2 separate regions of the Homo sapiens genome follow, and region 2 is linked to region 1. A link is an interaction called in ENCODE POLR2A ChIA-PET data of the cell type or tissue named here. Cell type or tissue: IMR-90. All regions are shown on one strand.

Region 1 (8,000 bases):
TAAGTATAACTTTAGGTTTGTAACCTAAGCCTAACCCCTAAAACTAAAGTCTGTTAGATTTTTCACACTGAGAAGTTCGATTACAAACTCACCTCCTAACTCCCTCTTCCTAGGTGTCTTCTTCCCTTTAAAGACATTTGTAAATTCTGAAAACTGCTTCTAAGAGCATGGGCCACAGATGTTTCTGTGGCCTGTTTCTCCTGGGTGTGACCTCAAACTCTCACTCAACAAATCTCGATGAACTGAGACCCCTGGCTCAGTCTCTAATTTTGGGTTAACACTGTCTTAGTTCTGAAGTGGAATATCTGGCTGGGTTTAGGAACCAAATTAAATACAAGAAAGATTAACAAGAGAAAAGCATTCAAGTTTTTTGTTGTTTGTTTGTTGTTTTTGAGACGGAGTCTAGCTCTGTCACCGAGGCTGGAGTTCAGTGGTGTGATCACAGCTCACGGCAGCCTCAAATTCCTGGGCTCAAGGAATCCTCCCACCTTAACCTCCCGAGCAGCTGGGACTACAGGCATGCCATACCCAGCTAGTATTTACATTTTTTGTAGAGAGAGTCTCCCTATGTTGCCCAGGCTGGTCTTGATCTCCCAGGCTAAAGCGATCCTCCTGTCTTGGCCTTCCAAAGTGCTGGGATTACAGGCGTGAGCCACCAAGCCCAGCTACAAGTTTTATTAATTTTACATACACATGAGGATCTTCACAAGAGAGTGAAGACCTAAGAAATGACCAAAGCAGAAAGCCTTTTGGACAAAGAATGATCAGTTTTATGAAGGCACTGGGAGAACAGGGGTGTGGGGGGGAGAATGGGCTGGAGCCATGGGAAGTTTGCGCCCTTTGCAGGGGAGAGGAACCTGGCCTCTCCTGTTCCTGGGTGGTAACCTGGGATTCAATCTGTGAGGCGGGAAGCCTGCTAGCAGGACTCTTGCTTTGCTAAGAATCCCTGTTCCCTTTTTTTTGTTGTTCCTTTTCACCCAATAAATCCTACCCTTCTCACCCTTCAAAGTGTCTGTGAGCCTGTCATGACTGTGAGAAAAGAACCCAGTTTTTTCCACAACACTAATGAGAGACCACTGGATGTGTAGACATAAATGACTGCAGCCATTATTCTGGAGGTCATGAGATATGCCAATTCCAGCCAGATACGGTGACTCACACCTGTAATCCCAGGACTTTGGGAGGCTAAGGCAGGAGGATCTCTTGACCCCAGGAGTTTGAGACTAGCCTGGGCAATATACTGAGACCTTGTCTCTATTTATTTAAAAAAAAATTATTTTACACAAAGATATGGGTTGGGCGCAGTGGCTCATGCCTGTAATCCCAACACTTTGGGAGGCTGAGACGAGAGGATCACTTGAGGTCAGGAGTTCCAGACCAGCCTGGCCAACATGGTGAAACCCCATCTCTACTAAAAATATAAAAATTAGCCAGGCATGGTAGCACACACCTGTAATCCCAGCTACTCGGGAGGCTGAGGTGGGAGAATGGCTTGAACCCGGGAGGCAGAGGTTGCAGTGAGCCGAGATAGTACCACTGCAGTCCAGCCTGGCAGCAGAGCAGAACAAAAAAAAAAAAAGAGAGAGAAGAAAAGAAAAAAAAGCTATGCAAATTTCCCAGTTATTCCTGCAGATAACATCATTATGACAGAACCTAAGATTGGCCTTTTGAGATGTCTTGTTGCATTTCTGACAACCGATGACTCCACGAGGACCGGCCAGCTGCTCCTGTGGCCCCACCCAGAAGCAACTCACTACACGAAGACCATTTTCCACACCCCTATGATTGCACCCCGAGCCAATCAGCAGCAAGCACCCATTGCCCAGCCACCCGCCCTTCCCCCAAACTGTCCTCGAAAAACCTCAGCCTCCAATTTTTGAGGAGGCTGATTTAAGTAATAATAAAACTCCGGGGGTGGTGCGCGGCGCCGAGCACCGCACGGAAAGGGGTAAGTCACGTGGCCACTGCCCCCGCCCCCGCCACAGTTTGTTGCTAGAAGGAAGATGGCGGGTCTGGAGGAGGAGCTGTCTGATGAAGAGAAGGGAAAAAGCAGCCCGTGCGTCTGCACAGTATAACTTGGAGCAGTTTACTCCTGTAAAAATGGAAGGTTATGAAGATCAGGTATTGATGACAAAACATGGCGACTTGGGAAATGGAAAGTTTTAGGATCCAAAGAACAGAATCTGTTTTAAATTTGATCACTTAAGAAAGGAGGCAACTGATCCAAGACCCTGTGAAGTAGAAAATGCAATTGAATCATGGAGAACTTAAGTAGAAACTACTCTGTGAGCTTACGTAAAAGAACATTACCCGAATGGAGTCTGCACTGCGTATAGCAAAAAAAAAAAATAGATGGACAGCAAACCACTATTGCATGCATAGAAAGCCATCAGTTCCAAGCAAAAAACTTTTGGAATGGTCATTGGAGGTCAGAATGGAGGTTTATAATCACTCCTTCAACCACTCAAGTGGTTGGCATCTTGAAAATTCAGGTTCATTATTATGAAGACAGTAATGTTCAGCTAGTGAGTCATAAAGATATACAAGATTCCCTAACAGTGTCTAATGAAGTGCAAACAGCAAAAGAATCTACAAAGATTGTAAAAGCTGCAGAAAATGAATACCAGACTGCCATTAGTGAGAATTATCAGACAATGTCGGACACTACTTTCAAAGCCTTACATCGACAATTGCTACTTACACGCACTAAGATTGATTGGAACAAGATCCTTAGCTACGAGGTTGGCAAAGAGATGCAGAATGCATAAGATGGACATTGCATGACCCCATCATTTTAGTGTCTTTGCGTTAAAAAACTATTGCAAAAGTATTCTGAACTGTCAAGCTGCCCAGTCTGATGGGCTGTTGCCATTTTAAATCACTGTAATTAGTTTGATTAGAGCACAAAGCTTAGCTAATCCACCATTATTTTTCATTTTGTTCTAAGAGGATTGAAAATCAGTTTAGTTTAAATGTCTTACTTTCTGTTAGTCCTTTCTTTCGTACAATGAAGAGATGATTCTCTAGTTTATGGTTAAAAGTTTTTGAAGTGTTTCAAAAATATTTTACTTACTGTAACCCTAAAATTGTTATCTTTTGGTTTATGAAATGGTTAATTTTTGATATTTCCCCAGTTAGTGTTTGATGGATTTAGCCATATAGGCTGCTAAAGAAATTGTCTACCTTTTCTTCCTCACCTGTTCCATTTATGTAAGGTTGAGATTAGAGGGAAAACATTTTCTATATCAATTGTGTTTTTAAACCTTTCAAGAAGGTTATTTAGCTTAGTATTTAACTTAATTTTTTTTAAACAAGGCAAGGTCTAATGCTGTTTTGAGATTCTGAAATTAAATGAAAATACTTATTTCAGAAATGCATTTAATGCTTTTTTTCTTGTGACAGTTACGCAAATCAGCTTGAATTCCATATGTCCCTGAGTTATTTTTATCATAAAGCCACAAATGTATTATAACAAGGCAAATTGTAATATATATAATCCTGAACTCAAAAAGAAAAAAGAAAAAAAACTCCGATCTTCTGTGTAGCCGGCCCTACGTCTATAAAATTCTTTCTCTATTGCAATTCCCCTGCCTTGATAAATCTACTCTATCTAAGCAGCAGGCAAGAAGAACCCATGGGGAGGTGACAAAAGGGTGGCTCAGAAGGTCCTATCTTATCTACAACTGCTGCTTCTCAGATGCTTTCGGCTTGAAATAATCAATATGCCAGGTCAGGGTATTTTGGGGTGTTATGTCCTTAACTCCTTTGGTCCAAAGAGTTGATTTTACTAATCATTCTCCTTGTGTGTATTTGAAAATTGCCTTCAAAACAAAACCCATGCCTTAACCACTGTGTGGTCCCAACTTAGCAGGTTACTGTAGGTTTCTGAGATGGGTGGGGGAAGGGAAAGGAGGGGGAGGGTTGAACTTGGGTTAGCCAAATTCCTCAAACGTTTGTAGCTGTAGAACCCCTTTTGTTTTATTTGAAGCATTTTTAAGAGACTAGTAATCGAAGACCTTTCTTTGGGAAGCTGATGTCTCACTCCCTGGGAGGATGCTCAGCCTTGCCTGGCCTGGTGCCCTCAGAGAGCTGCCTTCTGTGGCTCTTGCGCTGGGGTCGGTAACAGCAGGAAGCCTGTTGACAGGTAACAGCAAGAGAACAGGGGCGGGGGTGCTGGGTCTGGGGAGAGGGCTCTCAGCGACCTGCTTATAGCTACAGGAACCTTCCAAGCAAGCACAGAGGAGACCTCTCTGAGTAGTGGCCTGGGAGGAGCAGGCAGGCCCCTGGGCAAGGGAATGGGTGGTTACAGCACTTCCAGGTCACTGCAGAAGACAGAAGGGGAACACGGCAAGTCAGGCTGGGACTTGAAATTTCCTGAGTTCATTATGCTAATTTATCTTTGTACACTTTCCCACACAGCAGCTCACTCCATCTCCACAACGCTTCAGGAAGTGGGCAACGTGGATGCTGCGCCTCCCAGTTTTCAGCACTGAGGGGAGAGTTTCTGTGACTTGTCAAGGTCACACAATCAAAGGTCACAGAAGGGAGGGCACCATGGGAGCCCAGGATGTCCATGCTCTTTCTACTCTGTCACTCAGCATCGGCGGGTTTGGAATCTTTAATTTTGGGGGATCCATTTGGTCTAGAAAGTGTGGGTGCGGCCTGAGGTTGCCTGGGAGAGGCAGACAAAGCCGGCTGAGTGCCCCTGGGAGGGGGGTGCCTCATGCAAGCTGTGCAATGCCTCAGACAGGAGCGGGAGTGCCTCATGCAGGCTGTGCAATGCCCCAACAGTAGAGGGGGTGCCTCATGCAGGCTGTGCAATGCCTCAGACAGGAGAGGGGGGTGCCTCATGCAGGCTGTGCAATGCCCCAACAGGAGAGGGGGTGCCTCATGCAGGGTCTGGTTTAGGAGGCAAGAGGCTGGATTCATGAACTGTGAGCGAGGGAATTGAATGTGGAGGAGGGGGCCTGAGTCCGGGAGGGGCAGAGAGCAGATCCAGGAAAGGGTTCCTGTGCCTTGGAGTCCTGATGGGCCAGATGCGTCCCCGGTCTGAGCCCAGCCTGCAGTGCAGGCCCAGCTGGGTGGAGGCACCGCCCCGTGAAGACACCACCCCGGGGCTCCAGGCTGATTCAGACCCTGGACGCCCCTTTACCGGGTCCTCACCTCCCACATGCCATCAGCTGCTGCTCCCTCTGGTATTGTTTACTTCTCTCTGGGTTTATTTACTCAGTCCCCAACCCCCTCATTATTGCCTTGTGTTATCACCCAGAGTTTTACCGTGAGTAAAACCTACCTGTTTTGTTTCTTTGTTTCACAACTTTCTTAAAAGTGAAAATAAAAATAAGAAAGAAGTCATTTGGATGTTTACAAAAAAACAAAACAAAACAAAACAGAAACAAGGTGGGCTCCTATCACCTTGGCTTGGAAAGGGGTGGGCACCAGTTACACTCCCGAGAGGCAGGAGCAGAGCTGTGACTCCAGCTTGATTAGTTTACCATGGTAAAGTGTGCATAATGTAAAATTCATCATTTTAATCATTTTAATTTATTACTTATTTATTTTTAGAGACAGGGTCTCTCTCGCCCAGGCTGGAGTGCAGTTGCATGATCATAGCTCACTGTAGCTTCAAACTCCTGGGCTCAAGCAATCCTCCCACTTCAGCCTCCTGAGTAGCTGGGACTACAGGAGGGGACCACTGTGGCAGGCCAGGTCTCACTAACGCAGGCTTCCAGCGCAGCTGTTTCAGTACTGACTGAGTGGTTAGGTTAAATATTAAAAGCTGAAGAAAAGCCAGTACCCTTATACAAATGATACAGGAGTTATTAAGAAATAATTTTTAGGCAGATAGTAAGTGCAAAGGTTCTTGGTGGAAATTTTCTTGTAATAAGAAACAACCCCTGAACCATCTCTTTTCTAACAGAAAAGGTGGCTCGAAGGGCTGGGCCAGCAAGCTTTAATATGCAAATGCCAGCCATTAGAAACTGGGCTCACTCAATATGGCGATTCCCACCATCTTCTCCTTGTAACCGGGAGTACCAAGTGTCATGGCCACCTCCAGATAACACCATGTGTTCGGAATATCATGGCGACCCGCATTTGCATATTAGAGGACTAAGGTGGGAGGGCCAGGTTTTTTGAGGGCTGTGTAAATGACTCACCTGGTCCAACCAATCCCCTGGGTCTTATGGAAACCAGACACCACCTCCTCCAGCATCGCAACATAAGCAACCACTTTTCTGCCACACATGGGGTTTTCTTTTTGTTGGAATCCCCCCTCCCTCTGTCTCTGTATGGGGGAGTTTTCCTCTTCCTTCCTTCTTTCTTGCCTGTTAAACTTTTCGTGCCTTAAAGTCACTCCACGTGTGTCCATGTCGTTAATCCTATCAGTGTGAGACAGAAGACGCTGGTGTTCCTCCAGTCATCGGAACCGTATCACAAAGGCTGGAATGTAACAAAAGCCCACCAAGAGTTTTGCCTAGGCCTTTTCTGGGCCTTAAAGCATGACAAAATAATGAAGGAATTCTTAACAGGACCCATTTAGAATTAAACAAGTTTTATTGGGGTTCTGAAGAAACTCCCCAGGCCTCCACAAACATGGTTATTGGAGGTCTGAAGGAACTCCTCAAACCTCCATGATTTAGCAGGAGACAAGATAAGGGTAATCACCCCAGCACAGCACCCAGACCCATTTAGATTAACTTACTGAGGCTCCTGAAGAAGGTCTTCCGGACTCAGACCTTAGTTGTAGAGTAAAAGAAGTTAATCACTTATGTCTTTAGATGAATGCACACTTCCACACGGACATAGAGCTTAGAAGGTATATAAGCTCTGAAAAACTCTGTAGTTTTGAGTTGGTCTGGTGATAATTTCCAGGCCTTCTTTCTGTAACGGGTTACAGAAATAAAAACTCTCTTCCTCCCCAGTTCATCTGCATCTCATTACTGGGCCTCGAGAAATAGCAGACTGACCCTCAGTTTGGTCCAGGAACACCGCCATGCCCAGCTAATTTTATTTTTTAAAATTTTTGGTAGAGGCTGAGTCTCACTATGTCGCCCAGGCTGGTCTCCAACTCCTGGCCTCAAGGCATCCTCCTGCTTTGTACTCCCAAAACACTGGATTATAGGCATGAGCCATCATACCCAGTCATGCCATTTAACCATTTTAAGTGTATAACTCAGTAGCACTTAGTACATTCACAATTTTGTGCAAACTTACCCACTATCTAGTTCCAGCATATTCCATCATTCCAACATTCCAAATGGAAATCTTTCTACCTATGAAGCCGTCATTCCCCACTCCCCTTTTCCCCTACCCCCTGCAACCACCAATCTATTTTCTGTCTCTACAGATTTGCCTAGTCTGGGTATTTCATATAAATGGCATCATACGGCTGGGTGCGGTGGCTCACGCCTGTAATCCCAGCACTTTGAGAGGCCGAGGCAGGTGGATCAGGAGGTCAGGAGATCGAAACCATCCTGGCCAAAATGGTGAAACCCCGTCTCTACTAAAAATGCAGAAATTAGCCAGGCATGGTGGTGGTACCTGTAGTCCCAGCTACTACAGAGGCTGAGGCAGGAGAATCACTTGAACCCAGGGCGTGGGGGTTGCGGTGGGCTGAGATGGTGCCACTGCACTCCTACCTGGGTGACAGAGTGAGACTCCATCTCAAAAACAAATTAAAAAATAAATAAATGGCATTATACAATATAAGGCCTTTTGTATCTGTCTTCTTTCACTTAGCAGAATGTTTCTTAGGTTGGTTCATGTTGTAGCATGTAGTACTTCATTCCTTTTTATGACTGAATAATATTTCATTGCATGGATATTCCACTTTTATCCATTTATTGGTTGGTGACATCTAGTTGTTTCTACCTTTTGGCTATTGTGAAGAATGTTGCTGTGAACATTTGTGTATACGTTTTTGTTCGAACACTTGTTTTCAGTTCTTAGGAGTTGAATACCTGGGAGTGGAATTGCTGGATTACGCCGCTAATTCTATG
Region 2 (8,000 bases), 110 kb before region 1:
AGAGACAGGGTTTCACTATGTTGGCCAGGCTGGTCTCGAACTCCTGACCTCGTGATCCACCCACCTCAGCCTCCGAAAGTGCTGGGATTACAGGCGTGAGCCACTTTGCCTGGCCAATAAGGTTCCTTTTTAACATCTAAGGAGAATGGAAAAATATTTCTACAAAGATTTCTGCTTCATTGAGATGCTTTCTGTAGATGTACATTGGTGGTGGGGTAGAGAGGCTACTTGCAGGATCTGGACACAGACAGATTTGACCTGAACTGCAGCTACACTACTTACTAGTTGTGTGGCTTCGGGCAAGTGGGAGGATCACTTGAGCACAGAAGATTGAGGCTACAGTGAGCTATGATCGCACTATTGCACTCCAGCCTGGGTGACAGAGTAAGACCCTGTCTCTTAAAAAAAAAAAAAAAAATTAACAACACAATGTGAACTTGGGAGTGGTGTGCTCACCAGAGAAGACAAAGGAGAGACTTCATTCACCAAGGCTGGAAGATCCCAGTCCAGAGCCAAATGTCTGGGTCCTCAAGCCTGGTTAGTCTGGTCTTGACTTGCCTGTGAGCAATCATGATCAATGCTAATTTAAATGTCTTCTACAGGTAACATGGATCACACACACGTTCCTTCTCCCATTCCAGACCATAAGCTCCTCTACCGGCTGCCCAGACAAAATATTAAATCTGTGAACCATAAGTTAGGGTAAAGACTCTCATCCTAGAATCTAGTATTGTTCTTTGGCTCTGATACTGTTATCTTTAAATCACTGTATCTTTATTATTTACTTATTTTTTGAGACAGGGTCTTGCTCTGCTGCCCAGGCTGGAGTGCAGCGGCATGATCTTGGCTCACTGCAACCTCCACCTCCCGGGTTCAAGCAATTCTATTCTCATGCCTCAGCCTCCCGAGTAGCTGGGACCACAGGTGTGCACTACCATGCCCAGCTTAGTTTTATATTTTTCACCATGTTGGCCAGGATGGTCTTGAACTCCTGGCCTCAAGTGATCCACTTACCTCGGCCTCCCAAAGTGCTGGGATTACAGGTATGAGCTACTGCACCCCGCCTTTTATTTATTTATTTTAATTTATAGAGACAAGGTCTTGCTCTGTTACCCAGGCTGGAGTGCAGTGGTGCAATCATAGCTCACTGCAACTCTGAACTCCTGGGCTCAAGTGATCTTCCTGCCTCAGCTTCCCGAGTAGCTGGGACTGCAGGTATGTGCCACCACACTTGGCTAATTAAAATTTCTTGTTGTTGTTGTTGTTGCAGAGATGGAGTCTCACTATGTTTTCCAGGCTGGTCTCCAACTACTGGCCTCAAGTGATCCTCCCACCTTAGCCTCCCACTGTGCTGGAATTATACAGGTATGAGCCACTGAGCCTGGCCAAATCATGATAACTTTAAATGAAGGAACAAAGCTGGATGATAAGAAAATGTCCTATTTGTGTAGCTCTATCGTTTATAAAGTGTTCGTGATTTTAATACATTACCTCATTTACTCCTCAAACATGTCACAGAATGCATTTGTGTTGACAGTGAAGACTGAATGCCTAACTTACTGACAAAGTGCATCCTCCGACATTACCTCATTTGGTGCTCACAACCGCTGTGAGTTACTATTAATGCAGGCAAGGAAACTGAGGACCAGGGACCCTCCCTGTGCCAGGCCCTGGTGAGGCTCTAGGAATACAGAGAAGCAAGGCACCCATCCATCTTATAAGCTGTTTGCAGAGCTGGATGGATTCTGATCACTTCAGCCTTGATAATTCAGCTTTACAGAAGCTCCATGAGGCCTCTCTGCTCATCCATAAGAGACTTAAAGAAATCTGCATTCCTCTTATAAGCTCTTTTGTGGCAAAGTGCTGATTTCTCTTGCGATGTCAGTGCAACATCCAGAATTTATATGTAGAGTCAATAAATAGACTGATGGGTGATATTAATGATAGATGGAGGGAAAGGAACTATGTTTTCTAAATTGGGAAAAATATCCTTGGCTATAATCTACTCGGCATTTTCCATCATCCCACTATTTAGAAGGGTACATTTGTCAACATCATTGACAAGAATGAGCAAGCACTTTATTTACATGATCAGAATAGAGGAGGGAACTGCAGCCAGGATATTTGGAACCTGAGAAGCTAATGTCTACAGTGTGAATACAGTTCAGGCCACACAAGGAGCTGGAAGGGGTTGGAAGCTCAGTTAGCACTGTGGAAAGCCTCCTCTATGGCCCATAGTGGGGCACAGGGTGTTCAGGCCCCAGGGAAACTCCTCAGGACAGAGTGTCTGGCACAGCGTCCAGCAGGGAAAGAGCTCAATAAATGCCTGCTGAACTCTGAATTTTTCTCATTCTCTGAATGAGAAAAAAGAACATTTCCCAGCTGTGAGGACTCTAGCACAATCACATAATCCTAGGAATATTGTATGTCCCTCAATTTTTAGGAAATAGTAATGACATAATTGAATACATGAGAAAAAGTAATAGGATGCCAAACAATATATGTAGAAATTTGCTAAAATTTGCCTGGGTGCCATGGCGCACATCTGTAATCCCAGCACTTTGGGAGGCTGAGGTGGGTGGATCACTTGAGCTCAGGAATTTGAGACCAGCCTGGGCAACATGGTGAAACCCCATCTCTACAACAAACACAAAAATTAGCTGGGTGTGATGTAGTCCTAACTACTGGGAAGGCTGAGGTGGAAGGATCACTTGAGTCTAGGAGGTGGAGGCTGCAGTGAGCCCAGATCCTGCCACTGCAATCCAGCCTGCGTGACAGAGTGAGACTGTCTCAAAAAAGAAAAAACAAGAAATTTGCTAACATGTATAATTCCATGTTAAGTGACTAAAACAAGGAGCAGAACAACATGTACAATATGCTACCAGTTATATAAAAAAGAAAGAAAAAGAATATAGATGCATACACATTTGCTGGGACACACATAAAAGATCTCTGAAAAAATATACAAGATACTAGTAACATTGAGTGCTTCTTGGGAGGAAGTTTTCCACTCTTTACTATGTTGTACCTTTTGAATGTTATAACACATGAATGCGTTATCTGTCAAAAGTAAACAAATACCTCTACTGGACAGACTACCCAGTTTCTCCAACAAATTACAGGGAAAAGAAGAAAAAAGAAAAGAAAAGGGGACCTATAGCTTAAAAGAGACATAAATGGTAGAGCAATCAATCATAATGTCTAATCCTTACTTGAATCCTAACTCACAAAAATTAAGCTTAAGGAGAAAAACACTTATGCCATTTTTAAACAATTGGAAATTTGAACAATGATGATATTTGATGATATTAAAGGATTAGTGTTAATTTTTCAAAGAGTAATAATGGGTGTTTAACAAAGGAGTCTTTATATTTAAGAATTATCATGGAAATATTTACAGATGCAACTATATGATGTTTGGGATCTATTTCAAAATTAATGTGAGCTGGGAGAAGTAGCTAGGAAGACAGAGTAAATGTGAGTGGTTATGAGTTGATTATTGTTAAAGCTGGGATGGGTTTTGTGGGGCTTGGAGGTTCATTATATGATTCTCTCTACTTCTGTATATCTTTAAAATTCCCAGAATAAAAAGCTAATAAATGAATGAGTGATTATTTAGCAATATGACAAACAGTCCTGCTAGTCACAAAGGCCCAAGCTCACCCCAACTTTCAGCTGCGATCAAGCCTCTACTGTCCCTGGGCTGATGAGTTGCCTGTGGAAAATAAACTTGAGGCTGCTGCCAGCTACTGCAATTCTGGCAAGAGTTTAGGTCACGCAAATATCAACAAGAAACCTTTATCACTCACTCCAAAAATAAACAAACAAAAAGAAACAGAGAAATTAGTTTTGGAAGTCTTCCTTTCATTAATGTAGAAGGTAAGTGTTGGCTGCACGTACAAACGGGTATGATGACTTGTACCTGCTCCCCTGTAAAGTGTCTTTCCCAAACCCATAAGTAACTTTTGTCACTCTCTTTGGGAGTGTTTCTCAAGTTCTCCAAATAACTTTATCACTTTCAGGGTCCGAACAGACAGGACCTCAAGGCAGAAAACCAATTATGTCAATTAACTCTTCAACTCAGCTAATATTTCTCAAATGGTCAGCACATGGAAAGGAGCCATATGAATGACACAAACATGACTGGAAACCTCTGTCTGCCTCCCAGAGCTTCGATTCCTGCACTGGGGTCTTTCAAACTCAGGTACCAAATGGCTTCCTCTGAGGGGAAAAACTAGTCCTGCCAGATGCCCCTGGTTACATTACTTTGTGTTCCATTCTTAAATTTAAATTAAACTACTTTTATCCAACTATTATTTATTATATTATTTCTTAAAATGCACAAACAGTACAAATAGTACTCAGTATGGAGCATAAACTTCCTTTGGCACTTTTACGATTACAGAGATCCAGGCACATTTATAAAAACATAAAATTACTCAAACAGTAAATTCAGATGAGCTACATTAATGTAATGAGACTAATGCCATTTTTCAGACCTGAAATACCTGCAGACAATGTCAGTGTGGTCCTGCCTGTGCCTGGGCAGGTTCTATGGATCCCGAGAGCCTACACTGACAGGTACAGTGTGACAAGTCCATTCTCACACTCCTTTTCTCGCTGGGACCACTGCTACAGCCTTCATTTACACAGTGCTGTGTGGTATCATTTGACTTCACATGATGCTCTCATATCTTTTCTGCGCGAAGTTCATCTCTGTATTTTTCTCTATAGTGGGGTTTACCTGGCTTCAATTCATCAGAAATTCACATACAAACGGGGGAGGCACTGAGACGACGTGGGTGCACCTTGATATTATAATTAGGTATCCCAACATTCCAGGACAGGCTTGTAAAACATTTTCAATTATCATTAACACGAAACCAAAACGTCTGAGTTTGTAATCTAATGAGAACCCAAGGAACCTCAAGGACACATCCTCAGCCCTGGATTGGGAAATCCATAGCACAAAATGAATGTGATGGTGCTACACGAGGAAAGCAAAAAGTGTGGTGGGGACACGGAAGAGAGGTCATGCTGTATCTCAGAAGCCATCTGGGCCATTACCGGGCATACCAAATCATGGATTTAGTAAGTTTAAGTACATGCTTCCAAAGAACTTATGTGTAAATACCACTGAAGAGCCTTACTTAATTCCAGCAGGTTGCTGGGGTCTCACCTCAGCCCCCTCCCACTCCTCAGTCCTTAAGAACTAAAACGTGGCACTTCAAACATGACAAATCCAGGCTTCAGGATTCAAAGAACGATTTCCAGTATAAGTTCACCTCACTATAAGGTGCTACAATTGCATATCAACATTGTGTAGTCTGTACCACCTGAAAAACTGGGCGCAAAGCCCCGCCAAATGCTGCTGCAGTTAGGTTAACTAAACTAAATCAATGGCCTGATTTCCCAGAAAAAGAGTAACGAGCATTGTTTAAGGAAACTGCAAAAGAGGAACCTCTCCTTGAGTAGAATCCTCGACTTTAGGCCCTCCCAAACAGCATAATTCAATGGCCATTAACTCAACCTTTTTAGTAAGCTAAATATGTCCTGGTTAGAAGGTGCTCTTTAATCTGAGATATTGATCTTCCAACATTTTTGGTGCTAAAATATCTTTTTTTTTTTTTTTTTTTTTTGAGACACAGTCTTGCTCTGTCACCCAGGCTGGAGTACAGTAGCTCAATCTTGGCTCACCGGAACCTCTGCCTCCCGGGTTCAAGTGATTCTCCTGCTTCAGCTTCCCGAGTAGCTGGGATTCTGAGTGTGAACCACCATGCCCGGCTAATATTTTGTATTTTTAGTGGATATGGGGTTTCATCATGTTGGCCAGGCTGGTCTCGAACTCCTGGTCTCAAGTGATCCGCCTGCCTCGGCCTCTCAAAGTACTGGGATTACAGGTGTGAGCCACCGCACCCAGGCTAAAATATCTTTTTAGATGACAGGGCTTTTGTATTTCCTTATTTGTTTTTGTTGTTGTTGTTGTTGCTGTTTTGAGACGGAGTCTTGCTCTGCCGCCCAGGCTGGAGTGCAGTGGTGCGATCTTGGCTCACGGCAGCCTCTGCCTCCTGGGTTCAAGTGATTCTCCTGCCTCAGTCTCCCAAGTAGCTGGGACTACAGGCGCACACCACCATGCTCAGCTAATTTTTGTATTTTTAGTAGAGACGGGGTTTCACCATGTTGATCAGGCAGATCTCAAACTCCTGACCTCAGGTGATCCGCCCGCCTCGGCCTCCCAAAGTGCTGTCACTACAGGCGTAGTGACACCAAGCCCTGCTGTATTTCCTTATTTGAAAGAATTAAAATGTAGCAATCCATGTTGGGCTTCCTGATTTTTGTTTTTTATTGCCCTCATTGACATGACTAAGTAAACAGTACACAAATACATGCCTACAGTGACTGTACACATAGGGAGGCAATCTTTCAAAGCTTCTCTTTTATCCAAGATAAAATGAGAGGCTGAGGCAGGAAAATCGCTTGAACCCGGGAAGCAGAGGTTGCAGTGCACCGAGATCGGGCCACTGCACTCTAGCCTGGAAAAAGTGGAACTGATAACACCACCTCCCTCTCCTCACCTTATGTAACACAGTATCTGTGGTACAACTGACTAATAATGTGGGGGCTCTGCAATGAGCAAAGGCCAGAAGGTAAGGACTCTAGATTAGACTAATAGACTAAAGATTCCATTCAATTTCCAGGTGGCTCTAAACCAGACTCAGAGGTAAATAAAAGCAAGACGAAGGTTAAGGCACATTCAAAGGAAAGAGGAAAAAAAACCCGAGAGGCAAGACCTGGGAGCCACTGAAGACTATAAGACCATGTTTAAATCAGTGTGGTTATTTTAAACATAAGCCTAGCCATAGAAAGTTCAAATACGAAGAACCTTGAAAACTTTCTTCTTAGAGTCGGCATCAGTGGAACCCTTTGTTAGCGAGGCCAGGTCAGGCTCAGACCTTGGAAGTTTAAAGCGGTTTGGAGATCTTGGGAAATACTTTCAAGGACAGCAACAAAATTACGTGTGGGCTTGGGGAAGACGCTTTACAGAGGAGCAGGTGTGAGAGCTGGTTTTTCCTGGGGTGAGAGAAAAGAAGGGGTGAGACACTTAAAGCTACCCAAACAGAAAGTGCTGTGACAAAGGGCAGGCTTCCTCTTGGACGCCCAAAGGCAGGACAAATGGAGTGATGCTGTGGTGCAGGAGACGGGATGAAATGCAACAGAGATGCTGGAAATGAGGCCAGGCACGGTGGCTCACGTCTGTAATCCCAGCACTTTGGGAGGCTGAGGCAAGAGGATCACCTGAGGTCAGGAGTTTGAGACCAGCATAGTGAAACCCTGTCTCTACCAAAAATACAAAATTAGCTGGGGGTGGTGGCGTGTGCCTGTAATCCCAGCTACTTGAGAGGCTGAGGCAGGAAAATCGTTTGAACCCGCGAAGCAGAGGTTGCAGCGAGCCAAGATTGCGCCACTGCACTCCAGCCTGGGAGACAAAAGTGAGACTCTGTCTCAAAAAAAAAAAAAAAAAAAAAAAAGAATGAAAAAAGATGCTGGAAATGTGACTTGGGGAGGCCAGGAAGCTTCTCTGGAGAACAGAGAGCAAACGGCAAACTTTCCCTGGAAATGCTAGCACATTCTGCACAGACGGCAAGGCGAAGAAGGGCCCAAGGACCAATGCGTTCCTCACTCTCCAGTGCCCCAGCTCTCCCTTCTCAGCTGACCTTTAGAAGCTCCCCTGCACCTCCCCCGGGCTCTCACAGAAAAGAAAAATATTTGCCTCCAAATATTCACAAGATCTTTAAGATCTCCAGCAAAGCTGCTGCCTAAATAAGACTGTTTTTTAGCATCCTTAGAAACAGAAAACAGATATCTAAAATAGACGGCCTTCATAAAAAATGACGTGGAAGCTCTTTTCACACTGCCAAGAAATATTAAGTGAAAAAGGCAAGGTTCCAAATAGCATGTATGCAGTGTGCTACCATTTCTGCAAAAAGGGGTGGTGTACA

The links. Peaks named below come from ENCODE experiments on the same cell type or tissue, not always from the same donor. Only the 100,000 strongest peaks of a DNase experiment are listed, where the experiment ranks them.
Region 2: POLR2A ChIA-PET joins it to region 1 with 18 read pairs; 5 of 35 experiments call an interaction of 5 or more read pairs at or near these places.

The regions. Positions count from the first base shown.
Region 1 is chr15:88,984,287-88,992,286 of GRCh38, reverse strand. It overlaps the pseudogene LOC100129942. Among named protein-coding and RNA genes, the nearest start is that of CARMAL, 53 kb to the left of the region's middle. RefSeq lists cis regulatory regions at 4,982-5,201, 5,959-6,849. In IMR-90, no CTCF peak of the experiment used is centred here; DNase peaks (open chromatin) are centred at 2,436 and 4,016; H3K4me3 peaks cover 298 bases; H3K27ac peaks cover 3,638 bases.
Region 2 is chr15:89,092,703-89,100,702 of GRCh38, reverse strand. All of the region lies in intron 1 of ABHD2 (abhydrolase domain containing 2, acylglycerol lipase), which reads right to left. All of the region lies in intron 2 of LOC124903573, which reads left to right. Among named protein-coding and RNA genes, the nearest start is that of ABHD2, 8.2 kb to the right of the region's middle. In IMR-90, no CTCF peak of the experiment used is centred here; a DNase peak (open chromatin) is centred at 3,742; H3K27ac peaks cover 605 bases.